2 separate regions of the Homo sapiens genome follow, and region 2 is linked to region 1. A link is an interaction called in ENCODE POLR2A ChIA-PET data of the cell type or tissue named here. Cell type or tissue: HepG2. All regions are shown on one strand. Each heading gives the region's core, and the rest is flanking DNA. Links, peaks and the distances in the headings are about the cores only.

Region 1 (7,660 bases), core at 93-4,092:
ACTCAACAAAAAACCGAGGCCCTCAATCCACCTTCAGGCCCCGCCCCATGGGCCCCTCACCGCTGGTTGGAAAGAGTGTTGGTGTTGGCTGGGGTGTCAATAAAGCTGTGCTTGGGGTCGCTGGCTTGTGTCTCTGTGTCTGCCTCTCACAATTCTGGAATCCCTGGCCCTCTCTTTACCCCACTACAGCTCACTCACAGCATTTCTCCTTTCCTGTGGATACCTTTAGTCCTTCCTGTGACAGCCAGGCAGAAGCTTCAAGCCATCAAGCCTCACAGAGCTGCCCACCAGGAGTTGGGAGTGGGAAGGGGAGACACTGAGATCATGGCCTTAATCTGAAGTTGTGACCTTGTTTCTAACACTGATCTTTGGACACAAAGGGAGGGGAAGGATTAATAGTTAATCCCAGCAGGAACCCAGCAAAGAGGAACTCTCAAAGCACATACCCTTCTGTTACTTCCTACTAAAAAAAGAAGGAAATTATTACTAATATATGAGCTCATCCCATGGCCCTGAACCATGTGATTTTACCTGGACAACCTCATTTTGAGCTTACGATAACCTTGTGATATAGGGATTTTTACCCCTATTTTTCAGAGGAGGAAACTGGCTTAAAATTTGGGGTCACTTGCCTGAAATTATATAGCTGGTAAATGACAGAGGGAGGTTTGCATCCGGTTCTTCCATATGTGACAATACCTGGTATTCCCTAGGTGCTGAATACGTGTTTGTTTAGTCTCCTTTCTGCCTACATGCTCACCCAAGCAGGTGTCAGGAAGCGGCCCTGTCAGTTCAGGGGCCCTGACACTCAGCCTTTCCTGGAGGGGCCCCAGTTCCGTGAGTAGCACAGTGCCAACCCCATCAGAATATTACCACATGTGTCAATCACACACCTTGTGGTGAAAGCGAGCTGAACGCACTGATACATGAAGACATTTCTGACTCCTCCCTGACCTTCAGCCTGCTGGGAGAGAGACTGGAAGGCCAGCCATGCTAGGTGACAAGCTTCTGAGAGGCAAAGTTCCCCTCCCCAAGATGTACCCAGCCACTATTCCTGTGTGTGTGTGGCGGGGTGGATAGCACCCTTGGAGCTGGGCATCTGGATGGTGGTTGGGGTGTTAGGGGGATGTGGCGATCCCTGCGACAGACAGCAGAGTGAGGTCTGAATCTGAGAAGCTCTGCCTCCAGATCAGATAACCTATCGCACTCCCAGAGGCCCCCTCCTCCTGAAAGGACTTTAGTCTTTGGAGCTGTCACCTGAGCTGAGTGGGACAAGAGCTCTACAGGGCAGGCCACACTGCGAAGGAAGGAGGCAACACGGGCAAGGGCTGCCTGCTGCCCGCTGGAGACCGCACCATGGAGCCAGGCGGGGCCCGTCTGCGTCTGCAGAGGACAGAAGGGCTGGGAGGGGAGCGGGAGCGCCAACCCTGTGGAGATGGTGAGCCGCCCTCGGGGGTGCAGAAGGCACAGGCAAGTGGGGGGGAGGCGGGGAGAGATGCGCTATGGAGAGAAGGCTCCAACTGCCTGATGCCAATCCTTCCTGCTGTCCAGAGAGGCCAAGGAAGGTAGACCCTGGCCTCAGCCCAGAGCCACCCAGCTGGAAGATGGAACAGAAAAGAGCTATGTCAGAGCTGTGGCCTGGCCTTATCCTTCTGACTGTTTAGCCCCAGATAGTGAATGGAGTAGCTTCCCATTCCCTGAGTGCCCTGTTCCCAGTAATGTCACCAGGCCCCCTGCTTGCCTATGGCCTCCTCACCACTGGCAACAGCAACTTCCCCTTCTAGTAGCCCCAACCATGATACTAGATATTGGCTGGTTGGGGTGAGGGCAGCTGCTGAGCACACAAAGCATTTCCTGACCACAGGATGCCTCTGGGTCTGCAGAACCCCAATTCCTCCTGTTGACTGTGCCTTTGATCCCTCCTCACAGGAAACACTGAGACGCACAGAGCCCCGGACTTGGTACAATGGACCCGACACATGGAGGTGAGGGATGTCAGAGGTCAGAGGTCAAGTGGACAGATCCTTGGTAGCAGGAAGCAGGAGTGAGGCTTGGTGATAAAGATGACTTTTTTTTTTTTTTTTTTTTGAAACAAAGTCTCGCTCTGTTGCTCAGGCTGGAGTGCATTGGCACAATCTCGGCTCACTGCAACCTCTGCCTCCCAGGTTCAAGCGAGTAGCTGAACTACAGATGAGTGCCACCAGGTGTGGCTAATTTTTTTTTTATATTTTTAGTAGAGACGGGGTTTCACCATATTGGCCAGGCTGGTCTTGAACTCCTGACCTCAAGTGATCTACCCGCCTCGGCCTCCCAAAGTGCTGGGATTACAGGTGTGAGCCACGGTGCCCAGCCTGATGACTTGTTCCTGAGTGCAAAGATCGGATTCGAATTAAGGATGGAGATGGAGGGGTTTGAAGCACAGGTCCCAAAGGTCACCAAAAGTCAGCCAGTAGATAGAGTCTTCCTGCTAGTGCGGCTGGAGGCCAGGGGTGAGGAGTGACAATCGGAGGTGACCAGGCTGGAATTCAGACCCAGGGAGGGGAAGCCTTGCTCCTGCTGTCACTCCCTGATCCTCGCTGCTGCCCCAGGAAGCCAGAAGGAGATCAACTCTGGGCAGGGATCATGGCTTGTTCATCTTTTTACCACAGCACTTAGCACTGCGGGGTCCTACCCCACCAGCAGACCCATCACCACCCCACCAATGCCTGCCCTTCCCCCCGCAGGCCTGCCACCACTGAACCCCCATCCCTGCTGACCCCCCAGGTTGTTTTTTTTTTTAAAAAAAGCACTGTGCCTGGCATAGACAGAAATTCAGTGAATGTCTGGTGAATGAAAGGATGGCTGACTGGAGGGACAGTGGGCTCTACCCTGGCTTTGTCCCGTAGGCTGTGAAGGCACAATTGCTGGAGCAAGCGCAGGGACAACTGAGGGAGCTGCTGGATCGGGCCATGCGGGAGGCTATACAATCCTACCCATCACAAGACAAACCTCTGCCCCCACCTCCCCCAGGTTCCTTGAGCAGGTGAGTCTGGGGAATGGCTGCGCGGGCTCCTCTGTAGCAAGGATCATGAGCTAGAAACATCACGTTATGTGCCCTTGCCAGCTTTATCAGGACCGTGACTCCAGCCTTCCCTCTTCCCCCCTTGTCTTCCTAACACTGACCTCCATCTACTGGGCCTCGCTCTGCCCTGGCCCTGACCTTCTACCCGGTCCTGCCCTCTGGCCCTAGCCCTGACCTTTCCCTACCACTCCCCTTGGCTCCCAAGTATTGACCTTCTGCATGGCCCTGCCCTCTGCCCATTTACTTTTTCCTGACCCTGAACAAACATCTCAATTCAGGACCCAGGAGCCATCCCTGGGGAAACAGAAAGTTTTCATCATCCGCAAGTCCCTGCTTGAGTAAGTCGGGGTGATGACAAGTAATGGGAGGAAAAGAAAGGGCTTTGGCTAGGGGTCAAGGTACCTCATTTCTCATCCCCAGCCTCTAGGTGGTTTGTGGAGAGGACTTGGAAAGGGTTTCTAAGGTGCAGGTCCCCTATTTGCCCTAGGCATGGTTGTGGAAGAAAGGCCTTTAGCTGGAAGTTCTGGATCGCTAGGCCCCATGCCTCATGTGTACAGTGTCTGAGCTAGTTCACACAACCCTGAGGACCCTCCCACACTGACTTTCGGGCCCCTGTCCCTCTAGTGAGCTGATGGAGGTGCAGCATTTCCGCACCATCTACCACATGTTCATCGCTGGCCTGTGTGTCTTCATCATCAGCACCCTGGCCATCGACTTCATTGATGAGGGCAGGTAGGTCCCCTTCCCACCTGGGACAGGCACACCTATCTGATCAGACCCTCTGGGTCCTCAGTGCCCCACCTGCCCTTGGGGCAAGAGGACACAGGTTCCCCCTTTGGTTATTGGACATGTACCAACATTGCTCCCAACAACCTTTCCACCTGAAACACTCTCTAGGATCCCTTCCTTCCCCAGCCTTGGTTGGCCCTTTGTCTGTCCTCCCAGGGCCGGCCACTCTCAAATGCTTCTCAATGACACCTTGCCCTGAGGCAGATGTGTGTGTGTGTGCACACATGCACACCCATACACACTCCTTTCCAAGTCAGTTCTATTCAAGTAACCTCCATTGAGCACCTCCCGAGTACCAGTCCTAGTGGCCAGAGAAATGAGGGGGGCAGACCCCACTCCTGTCTGTGAGGCACTCCCAGTCTTGTGGGGAAGACAGACATGTAACCAAGTGCCTGGGTGGGTCATTTCCCCCACAGAGCACCCCATCCAACTGTGAGGATGAGCCTCAGAGAGCTGTATACCCCTGGGGGTCTGTATTTTCATACCTCCCACTATTCCCAGACCAAACTGAGGGTTGGGGCTGCTATTTCTCATGGCCCAATAACGAGATGCAGATGAACTGGGGAGGAAGTGAGTTTTTATTTCTGTAACCAGTTACAGGGAGAAGGCCTGGAAATTATCACCAGGCCAACTAAAAATTACAATTTCCAGAGCATATATACCTTCTAAGCTCTACATCTATGTGTAGGTGTGCATTCATCTAAAGACATAAGTGATTAACTTCTTTTAATCTATAACTAAGGTCTGAGTCTTGAAGACCTTCTTCTGGAGCCTCAGTAAGTTTACTTAATCTAAATGGGTCCAAGTGCTGGGGTGATTACCCTTCTCTTATCTCCTGCTAAATAACGGAGGTTTGGGGAGTTTCTTCAGACCCCCAGCAAAACTTGTTTAATCATGCTTTGAGGTTCAGGAAAGGCCTAGGCAAAACTCTTGGTGGGCTTTTGTTACATTCCAGCCTTTGTATAAGGGCACTGGTTTTTAACATTTAACTTAACCACTCAGTCAGTACTGAAACAGTTGTTATGGAGGTCTGCATTAGTGAGACCTGCTTGTCACAGTCCCCACTGTCAATTTACACGATTTTTATCATGCATGGATATTTATTTATCATGAGAATCGCAGGGAGATGGGGAGTCGTAATCTTTCTGGCTACTTCCTGCTGAGAGGGGGTCGTCGTTATGGGGCACCAAAAGCAGCAGTGGAGTGGAAGAGGTTGATTTGTTCGCAGTAGCACTCTCTGTTTCGGGGCCTTGGAGGCAGCACCTGCTGAAACATAATAGTATGTAACAGTACATATAAATAGGCTACTGCTCTTTTCTTCTGAAGTTTAAGTTGTCTAGTCTTCAGTTTGCAGGGCTTTAAGAAAGCAGAGCTTAGGTTTCAGTGATTACCAATTAGGAAGAATGGGGGAAAATGGAAAAGAAAGAGGAAAAAATTGAAAACATTATTTTGGAGACCTGTAGCCAGAAAAGTTAGAATTTAATCCAAACTGCAGAAAATAATAAAAACTGAAAAACATCAGGCAAGACTAGAATTTAACAACAGATGTACTTTTTTTTTTTTTTTTTTGAGACAGAGTCTTGGTCCGTTGCCCAGGCTGGAGTGCAGTGGCGTGATCTTGGCTCACTGCAACCTCCGCCTCCTGGGTTCAAGCGAATCTCCAACCTCAGCCTCCTGAGTAGCTGGGACTACAGGCACGTGTTACTGTGTTCGGCTCATTTTTGTATTTTTAGTAGAGACTGGGTTTCACCGTGTTGGCCAGGCTGGTCTCGAACTCCTGACCTCAGGCGATCTGCCCACCTTGGCCTCCCAAAGTGCTGGGATTACAGGTGTGAGCCACTGAGCCCAGCCATAGTTTTTGAAACATAATTTTTCTCTCTCCAGTTTCCCATTTTTATTAAAAGACAGATCATAGTAGGACTGGTTTGCTTTATTATACTTGGTTTAATTATTTGTATACAGTACAGCAAGAATAATTAGTTTCACATAGGCCTTTTAAATTGGCTTTGATGGAACTTCGTTCCATAGAAGGAATCTGAGATAAGTCCTTTTAAAGCCGAGCCCAGCCATGGATTTGTACCAATAAATACCTATGAGTTGGGTGAATTCCTCTTCTCTTGAGGTTCCAAGATAACTTGGGGTTCCTGGCCTGTCAGAAAATGACATTCTTTACCTACCACAGATCAGAAACCCTGGACAGGGACTGTGTACACAAAATATGATGCCAGTTTTCAAGGGCTTTATTGGCTTCATAAGTCAAGTTCGATTCCTTAAAAAAGAGTACACCATTCCAGTCAAAGCCTTGGGAAAATAACCACTTTTTCCAATTATGTCCTGTTACAAAAGAAAACAGATTCTTATTGTACTATGCAAATAACTAATATTGCAAATAGTTTCCAAATTCTGGAGAAATCAGGTAGAGAGAAACAAACATGCTCCAAATTTTATTCATAGGAGTATACTTTACTTAATTGTTAAAAGCTATTAATAGCTCAAAAGAAAAGTTTCCTTGACTCTGCAAAGCAAAACAAAGGACTAGCAACATTTTAAGCAAAAAGTGAAAAAGATCACTTCAATCTCCTTTTAGTTCAGTACATGCAGTTAATTCCTGTCCTGCTTCATATTAATGAATATTTTAACTCTTCAAGAGCCCTAAATGTTTTTCCTCCATTGTGATGTCACAATCTACAAAGTTATCAGAAACCTGCATTCAAGAGCACCTGTTAGAGCTTTATAACTGATTATAAAACCACCTTCTAAAGAGGACCAAAACAAGAAAACAATTGTTTATGGATGACAAACAGTTTTAGGGTAGCCATAGTTAAAGACACAATTGACAAGGAAATCTGTTACCTCTGTAGCACACAACAATTTAACATAACAATGGCTGGGCACAGTGGCTCATGCCTGTAATCCCAGCACTTTGGGAGGCCAAGGTGGGTGGATCACGAGGTCAGGAGTTCAAAACCAACCTGGCCAATATGGTGAAACCCCGTCTCTACTAAAAATACAAAAATTAGCTGAGCATGGTGGCGCATGCCTGTAGTCCTAGCTACTTGAGAGACTCAGGCAGAAGAATCACTTGAACCTGGGAGGCAGAGGTTGCAGTAAGCCAAGATCACGCCACTGCACTCCAGCCTGGGTGACAGAGCGAGACTCCATCTAAATAAATAAATAAATAACAATTCTAATTATTATTGATAATGTACACTAAGATATATCAGAATTATAGCAGTCTCTCATAACTTTGGAATACATACCAATAACATATTTATACAAATATAGCCCAAAGAAAGTCAAACCCCATTTTATATTTGGCAATGCTTCCTGTATGATTTTTGGTACCAAATAAGCCAAATTTCACCTTTATATTAGTGTACTATTAATGTTAAACCCAATTATTTATTTATTTATTTATTTTCTTTTTTGAGACAGAGTCTCACTCCGTCACCCAGGCTGGAGTACAGTGGCATGATCTCGGCTCACTGCAATCTCTGAATCCTGGATTCAAGTGATTCTCCTGCCTCAGCCTCCCAAGTAATTGGAATTACAGGCATACGCCACCACACCCAGCTAATTTTTTTGTGTGTATTCTTAGTAGAGATGGGATTTCATCATGTTGGCCAGGCTGGTCTTGAACTCCTGACCTCAAGCGATCCACCCACCTTGACATTCCCAAAGTGCTGGGATCATAGGTGTGAGCCACTGCACCTGGCCTTAAACCTAAGTCTTAATAAAACCTTATACACATGGTTTACCCAATTTTAATGTTTGACCATAAGGTAAGATTTGTATAGACTTTTTCGAACC
Region 2 (7,794 bases), core at 2,529-6,528, 120 kb after region 1:
GAGGCTGAGGTGTTTGCTCAGTTTCTCAGGTCTGGAAGCCGTTGGAGGTGTAGCAAACTGGAGAAGTCAGGTGACAGTAGGTAAACAGGACTGATGGGGGAGGGAACCTGTTTCTGGACCCTCTCTGAGCTTATGTCTTCACTCTGAAAATACCCAATTGCAGCTCAAAAGGGGTCTCAGCCCCACAGTATGGGGAGGACATGCTCTGCTCTGTTCAAAAGGCTGCTGGGTAAGTGTGTGTGTGTGTGTGTGTGCGCGCGCGCGCGCGCGCGCGTGTGGTTGGTCTTCAGAGGCTCGGAAAATTTGTAAATTATTCAACCTGTAGGACCTGTTGCCCAAACCTGGAGGGCCCAAGTTAATGCAAAAAAATTCCTAAGACCCTCCCTAAGGTGTGTCCCACGCACCCACCTCATGAACACCTTCTCCCTTCTAACCCTCTGCAGCCCACCTGGTCAGAAGCCCGCCCCAACGCAGCCAGAAGGGCGGAAGGAATGCCCAGGATGCCAGGGTTCCACGCTAGCTCCACCCACCCCACAGGAGGGAAGCCCTACCCACCCCCAACACACATACAATCAATTAGCATAAGAATCCTGCCAGAGTGAGATTACCCAAAGAAAAAGGAGAGAGGAGAGGGGGGAAAGAAGGGTGCCTGGAGTCTATTCAAGACTAGGGATGGGGGCTCCAGGAGGGGCTGGTGCTGAGAGATGTGAGGAGGGCTGGAACGCCTTTCCCAACCTCTCCTCACTCCTCAGACCCACCACTGTGTCCTCCAAGGGCACGTGTTCTGCCCAAGGCCTGTGCGTGGGGTGGTGCTCACTCTGGCACTGACGCCCTCCCTGCCCGCAGAGCGCTGCCTCATTTCCTCTCTTGCGCAAGGGCCTGGGTGCGGTCAGACTGGCATGGGGCAGTGCCAGCCAATTATAAGACTGGGGGCCTTAGGGAGACAGGCCCGGGGGCAACTTTTCCTGTCTAAGTGATACTGTCACATCCCCACCCCCTGAACCCTAAAGTGCAGCCTAGTGGCTCCGAGGTCAATCTGTGAGGTCAAGGCCCCAGAAAGCTAACTGGGTCTACTCCAATCAGATCCCCTCCCCAGACTCGGGCTTAGACCCCACCATTGGGATGCAGCTCCTGGGTTAGGCAGGGGCCCCTGCTGGGGAGGATGGGGGTGGGCTCTGGGGTTTTCTCCTTTTAAAGCCCAAATTGCTGAAATTGAGGAAATTCCTGACCAGGCTGCGCGGAGCTTCAAACAAACTCTTTATAACCGGCTGTAAACGCTCCCAGCTGCGAGGCTCAGAGCTGAGCAGCCTGGACTCACAATCTAGCACACACCTCCTTGGAGACACACACACTCACAGGTTAACAACACATAAGGCACCAAAGCAGGCATATTACAATGGGATCCTAGAACCCTCACTGGATTCTGGCACAGACACACAGCCAGAATAGAGACACACTCACTCCAGCTACACCGTGGAGGTAGATGTACCAGTCACAAGGCTGACACACAACAGCCAGCACTTGGCCACACAAGGGAACAGCCCTACCACCAGACAAACACCCCAGCCTGCCAACGCAGCACCAGGACACCAAAGCCTCCAAACAGGCACACACACACACACATCCAGCCCACCTCCACCCCCCAAGCACCCTTCCCTCTGAAAGTGTGTGCGGGCAGGCCTGAAGCTGGCTTTGTGTGTCCACCAGGATCCCAGAGGCCAAAATTATTGGTCCCAATTAAAACTCAAAAACCTAGGGCCAGTCAAGCCCAAAGGGCTTCTTCCATAGGCCTGAAAAAAGACAGGGTCTCTGCCCAGCCCCCAGAAGCCCTTCCTGAAAGATTCTTTCCATCTCAGCACCCCCACAACATATAACATACCCCAACTCCCCATCCTATTGGGCAATGAGAGGAAAGTTAAGAATTCACAGGGATTTGGTGCAAAGCAATAGTTCCATGCTTTCTCGGTTCTTTAAATGACACACTTTTAAATTCTTCCCCCACCCCACCCAAAAGTAAAGTCAAGTCCGGTCTCCTGGTTTGCCATCTCCCTCTTCCAGCTTCCCAGTTGTTAAATTTGAGCAGCTCTGCTCTGGAACCAAAAAAAAAAATCCGAACTTGTAAACAGCACTGCTTGGTGCCAAGGAGCGAGGCGCGTTGGCGGGGGCTTGGTGACCTGGCGTGCGCACTCCCCCAGCGCCCGCCGCCCCGCCCGCTGCCCGCCCCTTCCCACCCTTCCCAGCGTGCCCCCAAGCCCCTCATCCCCGGGCCGTCCGCACCCAGGCAGCGAGCACATCCCAGCCCAGGGTAAATTTGGGGGGTGTTCCAGGCTGCGCTCCTGGCCCCTCCCCACACCCCACCCCCGCCAGGCACTGCGGCCCAAGCTTCAAAGCCGCCTCTCATCTGGACTTCATTTTTACTGCCTCTCAGTCCCCAGCTTTTTATTACTGCTCTGGAAAGGGGTTCCAGGGCCCCAGGCCTGGCATCTCCCATTTCACGGAGGGGGAAGATAGATATTTGGGGACCCAGTAATGGTGCTCGCCCTGCCGCTGTCAACTTCAGGCCACCCCCCACCACACACACAGACTTTGCTTTAAACTTTTCGCTTCCTGCTGAAGTTGTTGTGTGTTGGAGCCATAGGAAAAAGTAATCTCTGCATATAACCGCATACACGTTTCCAAACATTTCTTTTTTTATATGGGGGTGGCGTACAAAACTCAGCCTTCTCCCTCTTGTGTGCACAACCTTTTCCACCCGGCATGAGAACACACAGGATGCACTCTCGAACACAGCACTTTCCAAAACCGCCCCCGCAGCCACGCAGGGGCACACGCCCTCCCGGCCTCACGCCACAAACATCCCCTCACAGGCCATGTGGACCTGGCAGCTGTCGCAGGCGACACTGGTGGAGAGACCCTTGCTCCCACACCCACACCACCTAGGCAAGGCGCTGCACACTCCAGGGATTCACACGCTCTGCAAACGATATTTTTAACACTGCCAGCTTCCCACATGGGCTTTACAAACGCCACCCACGGTCCTGAGTGTCATATCCTTCCAGGGCCACGGACGTGAAGGCGCAAACTACCCACACACCTCGGTCTCTCCCTATCCCCAGGAACTCTGGAGTGGCATCAACCACAGGTTCGAGCTAAACACCCACCATAAAAACCACACACACTCCAAACACTACTGCACACACGCAAAGGAGACGCTGAGGCCCCCACGTTTAAAGGGCCAGTACCTTACATAGAAAGGGCCAGAAGCTCCTCCTTGCACCTCAGTTCCACTCTTTACACACGGAAAGAGTAAATCCCACCCTCTCCTGCACCCTACACCCCAGCCCCGGACTCCGGTACCTACATTGCAGGCTGGCGGGTTGCGGCCAGGCAAAAGATTCAAGTCCGGCGAAACAGGAGCCGCCGGTGGCTCTGCGCAGCAAGCCGGCCCCGGGCCCGGCCGCCCCGTACAGCCGTCGCGGACCCGGGGCAAACGTTTCCATACAGTCGTACATCGCGACCCGGCTTGAAGGGAAACTGGGTGCTGGAAACACCAAGGACCCGCAGCCGATTCCCCCTCCTCCCCCGGCGGCGCCCCGCTCCAGCAGGGGGGGAGGGGGAGGGCTAGCATAGGGCGCTGGGCTGCATGCGGGTAAGGGGTGGGCGGGGAAGAGGGGGGATCCCCAGCAGGGGAAAGGGACTGGGCGGGGCGCGAAGCTGGGGCTGCCGCTTTAGCCTCCGTCCAGCTCTTATCTGGGTGCTTCGGCAGCTAGCACTGGGGAGACCTTTTTTAAAAGCGAAGCCTGGAGGGGTGGGGGGTGGGGCTTGGAGAGCGAAGGGGGCCGGGCACCGAGATGAGCAAAGCTGAGAGTGGAGCGCACACATACACATACGTACACTCGCTCCGCGGCGCGCGCGCTTGCTTAGACACACATCCGTGCATGCATTTATCTTATCAGGCACCAAGAATTTGCAAATATGCAAGAGTGAACATACATGTGAGCACGCATATAAAATCATAGGTGCACACACGTTTGTGCAAACACACCTTGCTCGGGAGAATGCTTGCAGGCATACTCTCCACAGCTCATAGGCTTTGCATGCATTTGCACTGAGGCGCGTGCCCAGGTCGGGGTTGGAAGAAGGAGAGGAGGAACCAAGCATAAGCATTTCCTTTCAGAGTTTTCCCTCTCCCCAAACTCTCCCTTTTTCACACTAGTCAATACAGGGGTGTTAAGGATGACTGGGGAGAGGGGAACGTGGAGGTCCCCGCGCGCAGCTGCTCTCCTGAGGCTCGGGACCTGCACTACCTCCACCCCTCTCATTCCCAGGCCTGGCTCCGCCCTCGCCCTCCGCGCGCCCGCTTCAGGGCCGAAAAGTGCATTCCTGCGGCTCGGCGCGCGCTGCCTCCTCCTTCCTTCCCGTCTCCCCACCCGCGGTCCTAGGGCCGGAGCGCGCTCCCGCCGTGAACTCTCTGGGAACCCCCCTCGGGGCGGGTGGCCGAGCGCGCTCACCTCCTCCTGACCCGGCCCCGCCCCACCCCGCCCAGGCCGTCTTCAGCGCTGCCGCGGAGTCCCCCCGCCCCCTCCAGCGCAGCCAGAGTCTACCCCTCCTAGCCCGAGCAGTCCGCCCTCCGCCGCGGCCCGGGCCGCCTCCCTCCGAGTCCCCGAAGCCTTATCCCGCAACTGACGCCCCCTAAGCGCCTCGACCGTCTCTCTCGATGCTCCTTCTTCGAACATAACTTCACTTTTAGAGCACAAAACTACCCCATAAGCTGTGCCTGCCGTGCCAACTGCGCCTCGATGAATCTGCCCCTGATGGCCAACTCCCCTCCTCCAGTTTCTCACTGCCAAGGGCTCCCTCGGCAATAGGGGCGCTTCTGGTCACTGACTGTTCTCAGGGTCTTTAAATACCCTCTAGCCTAGGCATAACTGCCCTCCCTTCGGTTAGTGCCCCTCAGCTCTCCAAGGCCGCAACACTGTTCCCTGGGTTGCCCCTTCCGGCACTGAGCGCCCTCGCCCGGCGGAGAAGGGGGTGAGGTGGGCGGGGGGCTGGCCACGTCAGAAGTTTGCCCTGGCCCGGCAGGGCCGAATGGGGGGACCCTGGCCCCGGACAGCGCCAGCAGCGGCGACTCCCGGAAATCCCCCCCTCCCCCGCGCCCCGCCCTCAGCCGCCGGGCCGCCCGGCCTGCCTGCCCAGCCGGCTCTGTCAGCGCCGCTCACACGGGCAGCGCCGCGGAGCGGGAGCGGCGCCCGGCCCGGCCCTTCCCCCGCCAGGCGGCTGTGGCTGGGCCAGGGCGGGGCGCGCTTTTCTAAGAATCTGTTGTACCGGGTGGGGGGCGCACTGGGGTGCTGCAGGAGTGGGGCGCCTGTTGGAAGAATAAAGGGCAGGAAGGGGTGCCAGAGTAGGCGAGGGATGGCGGGCGCGGGGGAGGGGCGGGGGGCTGCCGGGGCTGGGAAAAGGCCTGACTTGTGGATGGCGAGGAAACCTCGGGGTGGCAAGGCTGACTAGGGGGCTTGAAGCAGGGATGGAGAGGGAATGCACTGCTCTTTCCAACCCAGTGTAAACTCCCTTCTCCTCCCCCAACCCCAAATACCCATTTCTGAATCCAGTCACCCGAACCCCACAAAAAAAAGAAAGAAAGAGAGAGAAAGAAAAGAAAGAGAAAGAAAGAAGAAAGAAAAAGGAAGAAAGAGAAAGGAGGAGAAAGAAAGAGAGAGAGAGAGAGAGAAAGAAAGAACTTTCTGAATCAGAATCTGACCAGCAGCAAACAACAACAAAAACAGTTAAGTGCAAAATAGGGAGTACCCCGAAAACAAGAGGGAAAGAGCCTTGATTAGTCAACTTCAAGCTGTCAGTACCCCCCTTCCCCCTCAGAAATCTGAAAGGTCCCAATTAAGTCAGGCCTGCCTGGTTGGTAATTAGAACCAGAAGTGGCCAGGCCACAGGGAGGGGGGTTGGGAGGAGGGCACAGGAGGAGTTGGGGGAGGGCTCCAGGAAGCCATGAGTCCTCAATAGCCCCCGTTTCTCTTCACCAGATGCACCCCACTCATCACCCCATCTGTGTGTGCATCCCAGGCATTGCATGGAGGGGGTCCTTAGGACCAGGCATTACGGTGTCAGGCCCGCCCTCCCCATCAACCCTGACCCCCCCATTCTAGACAGACTTAGTACAGCCTTGGGGAGAAGGTAAGAGGGTGGGGGATCTAGTGCCCCCTCTTTTCCCCAAAGTTTCCCCAGCCCTTATTGCAGCAATTAGACCCATTAGCCTTCTAGCATTTCATGGGAACCAGATGTTCTCCACCATCCTGGTGGGAGTATGAAGGGGGGCTGCTGCCTGACTCACCCCCTTCCCTATGATCCCCACCACCAGGGCATACCCCCCTCCCAGCTAGAGCCCCACAAAGGCATAGCCCTAGAGGCAAAGAGGAGAGTACCCCTTCCCAACTAACAAAGCCATTAGCACTCAGATTCTTTCGGGGTCACCCCTTAGAGTCCCTGCCACCCTGGCAAGGATGAGTTTGGCCAGGACGAGGCAGGGCAGGGACAGCTAACTCCTCATGCACCCTGCCTTTCCCTCCTTGCCACCTTCTGGATGGGGCTTGAGGATAACTGGCTCTGAATTCCTCACGCTAAATTCTCCCTTTTTTCTAAAACCTTCCCTCGAAAAGCTGAAAAGGGGGCATTTCAAAGTAAAGCAGGCCCTGCCAGAAGGGTAAGTCCTGAGGTAGGAGTCCCACCTGAAGGGCAATGGGAGGGGGGTCTCTGGAGGAGGGGGCAGCAGAAGAGCAGAAGAATAGCGAGGTGTGAATGAGAGTGGGGCCCAAAGCAGGGATGTGAGGCGCGTTGGGCAGGATGGGGGCTGGGACCGGGTAGGGGGCCAGGAGAGGGGGGTGCAGCCTGGGCCCTGGCGGCGGCGGCTTGCCCGGCTCCCCCCGCCCCCCCCCCGCCCAAGAGGTTTCCTGTTGCAATCAAAGCCCCGTTTGTGTCGGCCTGGAGCTGGAGCCTGTGCCGGAGGAGGAGAGACCGGGGAGGGGAGGGGAAAAGAGGCAGTCGACTGGGGTTTTTTCCTGGAGGAGGCCTCACTGCCCTTACCCGCCTGCTTGTTCTCCTTGCTTCTCCCAGTGCCTGGCTTCTCTGTGTCTGCACCTTTGGGCCTGGGTAGCTGTCCCTTGTCTTGTCTGTGAGTCTCTCTTTTTCAGTTTCTTTTAAGCAAGACTTTCTCTGTGCCAACCTGTCCTCAGTTTCTCCATGTGTGGTGACTTAGTGTGGTGAAATCTGGGCTCCTTGCCCCAGGGACAGTGGCCCCATGGCCAGGGCAGCATCACCAGGTTCAGAGGACAAATTGGGCTAGGTCATCAGGACCACAGCTATCTGCTCAGGGGTGGGAGGACGGCAAGGCTTCCCTTCTCTTTCATCACACTCTGTTCCCTATAGAAAGCAAATCTAGAACACACTAAGATTCACAAACATAGAGATACATAGGGACACAGACACCTGAGGTTTCATGCACATGCATGAACACACACGCACGCACACACACGTACACACACCCCTCTGCTTTCCATGAGCACAGGCCTGTGCTTGCCTCAGCAGCACGTGCTCCCTGAGCCTCCCCTCCACCACCAGACAGTTCTGAGATGCCTGTCTCACCCCCCTTCAGACCCCGAGACAGCCCCAGGAAGTAGAGCAAGACTTCACTTCTCAACAAGGATGTCCCCAAGGTGCCAGGGACCCAGCAATAAGATCCAAGAGCCAGCCCCAGGGAGAAGTGCCAGACCTCTTCAAGGGCCACCT

What was found. Peaks named below come from ENCODE experiments on the same cell type or tissue, not always from the same donor. Only the 100,000 strongest peaks of a DNase experiment are listed, where the experiment ranks them.
Region 2: POLR2A ChIA-PET joins it to region 1 with 9 read pairs; 6 of 35 experiments call an interaction of 5 or more read pairs at or near these places.

What each region holds. Positions count from the first base shown.
Region 1 is chr12:53,102,222-53,109,881 of GRCh38, forward strand. It overlaps IGFBP6 (insulin like growth factor binding protein 6), which reads left to right. Exons shown (of 4, transcript NM_002178.3): 4 at 1-119. SOAT2 (sterol O-acyltransferase 2) reads left to right here and starts at 1,265. Exons shown (of 15, transcript NM_003578.4): 1 at 1,265-1,438; 2 at 1,930-1,985; 3 at 2,886-3,022; 4 at 3,340-3,399; 5 at 3,686-3,793. The coding sequence starts at 1,357. It overlaps LOC124902936 (a long non-coding RNA gene), which reads right to left. Exons shown (of 3, transcript XR_007063315.1): 3 at 4,411-5,113. RefSeq lists an enhancer at 847-1,375. In HepG2, for the core only: no CTCF peak of the experiment used is centred there; DNase peaks (open chromatin) are centred at 380, 860, 1,240 and 1,930; H3K4me3 peaks cover 2,642 bases.
Region 2 is chr12:53,216,589-53,224,382 of GRCh38, forward strand. The region is part of intron 3 of RARG (retinoic acid receptor gamma); the gene reads right to left. Among named protein-coding and RNA genes, the nearest start is that of RARG, 12 kb to the right of the region's middle. RefSeq lists an enhancer at 1-292 and silencers at 3,057-3,351, 3,476-3,815, 4,386-4,435, 4,996-5,345. In HepG2, for the core only: a CTCF peak has its summit at 5,018; DNase peaks (open chromatin) are centred at 4,023, 4,463 and 5,053; H3K4me3 peaks cover 2,983 bases; H3K27me3 peaks cover 805 bases.